2 separate regions of the Homo sapiens genome follow, and region 2 is linked to region 1. A link is a loop called in an ENCODE intact Hi-C map of the cell type or tissue named here. Cell type or tissue: B cell. All regions are shown on one strand.

The links. Peaks named below come from ENCODE experiments on the same cell type or tissue, not always from the same donor. Only the 100,000 strongest peaks of a DNase experiment are listed, where the experiment ranks them.
Region 2: a loop joins it to region 1, with 2.1 times the contacts of the local background. A loop is called at or near these places in 1 of 110 quality-filtered maps.

Annotation. Positions count from the first base shown.
Region 1 is chr10:74,794,897-74,797,396 of GRCh38, forward strand. No RefSeq gene overlaps it. Among named protein-coding and RNA genes, the nearest start is that of KAT6B, 30 kb to the right of the region's middle. RefSeq lists enhancers at 881-1,467, 1,298-1,417. In B cell, no CTCF peak of the experiment used is centred here; a DNase peak (open chromatin) is centred at 1,145; H3K4me3 peaks cover 1,091 bases; H3K27me3 peaks cover 295 bases.
Region 2 is chr10:74,683,979-74,686,478 of GRCh38, forward strand. The region is part of intron 10 of ADK (adenosine kinase); the gene reads left to right. Among named protein-coding and RNA genes, the nearest start is that of KAT6B, 140 kb to the right of the region's middle. In B cell, no CTCF peak of the experiment used is centred here; no DNase peak of the experiment used is centred here.

The DNA of each region.
Region 1 (2,500 bases):
AGGTAATGTCAGAAAAATAATTGGGTAGGTGAGGGTGGATTGGGGGATGTTGGCCACAGAGAGGGTTGTAGGCCATTGAGGCCATTGTGAGGATTTTGCTTTCACTGAAATGAAATGAAGAGTTTTGAGCAGAGTAGAGATATGACCTGACTTACATTTTTGAAATGCTGATACATATAGCTCTGGTTCATTAATTTTAACTTTTGCATAGTGGTCTATTGTAGGATCATACATTAAAGTATTGATTCATTCTCCTATTAGTGGTCAATTAAGTTATTTTCATATTCATTATATATAATGCTGCAGTGGACACTTTTGTATTTGTCCTTTAGGGCACTTGCGGGAGAATTTTCCTAAGAAGGAAATCTTTGGATCGGAGGGCATTTGCCTTTTTAATATTATTTGTAATAACTATTATTACTAATTATTAGTAATATTATCAGTAATAACTAATAATTGCCAAACTGCTCTAGAAAGAGGATGTCCCACTTTACACTGGCACCAGCATTTATAGAAGTTTCATTTGCCGCCCAGTCTCACCAGCCCTTTTTTTTTTTTTGAGACAAGGTCTCGCTCTGTCGCCCAGGCTGGAGTGCACTGGCGTGATCTCGGCTCACTGCAACCTCCTACCTCCCAGGTTCAAGCAATTCTCCTGTCTCAGCCTCCCAAGTAGCTGGAATTACAGGCTCACACCATCATGCCCGGCTAATTTTTGTATTTTTAGTAGAGACGGGGTTTCGCCACGTTGGCCAGGCTGGTATCGAACTCATGACCTCAAGTGATTCGAATCCCAGCACTTTGGGAGGCCAAGGTGGGCAGATCACTTGAGGTCAGGAGTTTGAGACCAGCCTAACCAACATGGTGAAACCCCATCTCTACTAAAAATACAAAAAAAAAATTAGCCGGGTGTTGTGGCAGGCACCTGTAATCCCAACTGCTCGGTAGGCTGAGGCAGGAGAATCGCTTGAGCCAGGAGGTGGAGGTTGCAGTGAGTGGAGATCGCGCCGCTGCACTTCAGCTTAGGCGATAAAGAGAGGCTCCTTCTCAATAAGAAACAAACAAAAATAAAAACAAAGTGCTGGGATTACAGGCTTGAGCCACCACCACATGTCTGCCCCTCACCCGCCCTTGAAATAGCTCTTTGTGGTTTTAATTTGCATTTCCCCATCCCTGGTGAAGTTCAGCACCTTTTTCATGTTTATTTGTGGTTTGGTCTTTTCTTCTCTGATTGCCTCTTGATGTTCTTTATCCTTATTCTATGGAGCTATTTCTCCACCACCCCCCTTTTTTTTGAGACAGAGTCCCCTTCTGTCTCGCAGGCTAGAGTGCAGTAGTGTGATCTCTGATCACTGCAACCTCCGCCTCCCAGGTTCAAGCAGTTCTAATGTCTCATCCTCCTTAGTTGGGATTACAAGCCTGCGCTACCACGCCTGACTAAGCCTGGATAATTTTTTGTATTTTTAGTAGAGACAGGGTTTTGCCATGTTGTCCAAGCTGGTCTTGAACTATTTCTCACTTAAAAAAAATTTTTTTTTTTTTGTTTTGAGATGGGCGCTCTGTTGCCCAGGCTGGAGTGCAGTGGCACGATCTCAGCTCACTGCAACCTCCCCTTCCCTGGTTCAAGAAACGATCCTCCCACCTCAACCTCTTGAGTAGCTGGGATTACAAGTGTGCACCATCACGCCTGACTAATTTTTGTATTTTTAGTAGAGACGGATTTCACCAAGTTGGCCAGGCTAGTCTTGAACTCCTGGCCTCAAGTGATCCTCAGCCTCCCAAAGTGCTGGGATTACAGGCATGAGCCACCTCACCCAGCCTAAAAGTTGATTTTTAGATATTCTGTATATATTCTAGATACTGATATTTTGTTAATTATACACAATCCATTGCTGATTATATGTAACACAAACATCTTCTCCCCTTCTCTGTCTTGTCTTTTTTCTTTTCTTTTTTTTTTTTTTTTTTTTTTTTTTTTTTTGAGATGGAGTCTCGCCCTGTCGCCCAGGCTTGAGTGCAATGGCACCATCTCGGCTTACTGCAACCTGTGCCTCCCGGGTTCAAGCAATTCTGTCTCAGCCTCCTGAGTAGCTGGGATTACAGACATGCATCACCACGCCTGGCTAATTTTTGTATTTTTAGCAGAGATAGGGTTTCACCATGTTGGCCAGGCTGGTCTTGAACTCCTGGCCTCAAGTGATCCACCCGTCTTGGCCTCCCAAAGCGCTGGGATTGCAAGCTTGAGCCACTGCGCCCGGCCGTCTTCATTTTTTAAAACTGACATCTTTTGTTGCACAGAACCCTTTCATTTTTTTATGCAGTTGAATATTTGAATCTTTTTCTTTCAAGGCTTGTGATTTTTGTGTTTTGTTTAAGAAATGTTCCTCTACACCAAGGTCATAACATTTTCTCATATTCATTCCTCCTTTAAATTTGTTAATACGATCAATCTGGATTATGTCGAGAGGGAAGGGGAAGTCTGATCTGTCCCTTTAGAGGTGAC
Region 2 (2,500 bases), 110 kb before region 1:
AATAAAGCTGTAAACGTGTTTACTCAAACAGAGTATTGATTTTACTTGGAGGGGAAGAAGCCGGTTCTTAGCACAGTGTCAGGGTGGATGAATTTCACTGCAGTTTTTCATTGTCATCTGTCAGGGTTGTGAAACACTAAGTAAAGCCATCAGAGGATAATTAGAAGTACCAGAAGTTTAGCCCCTAAAATCAGTTAACCACTTGGGAGTTTTGTAGCTTAATTAGCTTTTATTAAAACTTTCCCTAGTATTAATAGCCAAGCACTTTTAATGGTATTTCCAAGTAGATCAAGATATCAAGATTGTGACTTGTTAAATATATGAATTTAATGGCTAAGGGTTTTTCAGACCTTTTCTCACTCTAAATTAGGCTACCACTAGAACATAATTAGAACCAAAACCAATGTAAAGATACAGTGATCTGTACTTATACTAGCAGAATAAATGCATGATTTTTTTTTCTGAAAAATCAACTTAAAAGAAGTAGTAAAACAATTATAAAATAATTTAAGCCAGGCGCAGTGGCTCATACCTGTAATCTCAGCACTTTGGGAGGCCAAGGCAGGAAGATTACTTGAGCCTAGGAGTTCAAAATGAGCCTGGGCAACATAGTGAGACTCCCATGTCTACAAAAAATTAATAAATTAGCCGGGCATGGTGGTGCACACCTATAGTTCCAGCTACTCAGGAGGCCAAAGTGGGAGGATCGCTTGAGCTCAGGAGGTCAAGGCTGCAGTGAGCCGTGATCACACCACTGCATTCCAGTCTGTGTGACAAAACAAAGCCCTGTTTCAAAAAACAAAAATAAAACATGTCTTTGTAGAAAAATCCAGTTTGCGTCTTTATTACACTTAAATGTTTTTGTAACACAATGTGATCTAAACACATAAAACTGTCAATGCCACCCTTATTTTTAAATACCTTGATTAAAGCAGATTCTAAAATATTCTAGCTTACTTTAAGTTAGTCATTGTCTTAACAATAAAAGCTGATGCACGTTGTGCAAAAGGTAAGCATCAGAGTAAGGAGTTGCTTACCTTCTGTAGAAACTGCATTAGCTACTGAGCTTCATGAAAAGCATTCATGTGAACACTACCTGACCTCTTCCAAATGTCTAGAAAAACAAATCACAGTTGAAAAAAATCACCCACCTAGAAAATGAACAAAAAAACTGGAAATTTATTAAAAATAAGTTTGACCTTCTCTCATGATGCTGCAGTCAAGCAAAAATGAAAAATAAGTTTGACCATTATATTTAAAGTACATCTTCCCATATCTAAATAATTCATTTAGTGCTTTATGGTAAACTTTTTATGTCTTCTTGCACTACTGCCTCGGCCTGTCTAAATGACTAATAAAAATTATGATATCTCTGGGATGACCAGTTCTAAAGCCTAAGGGTAACAGACTCTGTCAGAAAGAACAGCAAAAGATGTTGGGTTTTCTTTGTCTTTGAAATGCTTTGTCACGTGTTTATCTGTGCATATAGTTCTAAGCCAAATTCTACCCTGAATTGCTTTAAGCCACAAAGTAGCAGGTTGTAAAATATTGTTGCATAAGAGGGCACCTCTAGAGCTTGCTCTTCTAATTTTTCTAAAGGTAGAAGAAATTGACTTTTCACAATTGTATTTAGATCATTCTTCCATATTAAGGTATTCAAAAACAGAAAACATAAAGGATATGGATTTATGATTATATCATTTTTATGTGCATTTCAAAAGGCCCACAATACAGTAATTTATTTTATTCTATGCAATTTTCTTGAGAATGACAGCATGTGAGAGAGCTCGTTGGATGGGGAGGGGCAGTATATAGTAGGGTAGCCATATTTGAGCTTCAAGGCACTGTTTACTCTGACTCCTTCAGTCAAAAGGAGCATAAACCCATTTCACCTAGTTCAGGTTAAGGAATTTTTTTTTTGTAAGGAAGATATTATAACAGTGGTTAAGACACTGGGTCAAAATATGTGGGGTTTTTTGTTTGTTTGTTTTGGTTTTTTTTGAGGTGGTGTCTCGCTCTGTTGCTTAGGCTGGAGTGCAGTGGCGCAATCCCGACTCGCTGCAAGCTCCGCCTCCCGGGTTCACGCTATTCTCCTTCCTCAGCCTCCCGAGTAGCTGGGACTGCAGGTGCCCACCACCACGCCTGGCTAATTTTTTGTATTTTTTAGTAGAGACGAGGTTTCACCATGTTAGCCAGGATGGTCTCAATCTCCTGCCTCCTGATCTGCCCGCCTAGGCCTCCCAAAGTGCTGGGATTACAGGTGTGAACCACTGCACCTGGCCCCAAAAGATGTGGTTTTAAGTCCTGGTACCACATTAACTAGTTGTGGGACTGCTGTGGTTTGAATGTGTCCCCTCTAAAATTCTAGCATTGTCAATGTGATAGTATTAAGAGGTGGGGACTTTAAGAGGTGATTAGGCCTTGATGGCTCCTCTCTCATTAATGGGATTAAGGCCCTTATAAAAGAGGCTTCATGCAGCATTTGGCTAGCTTGCTCTTC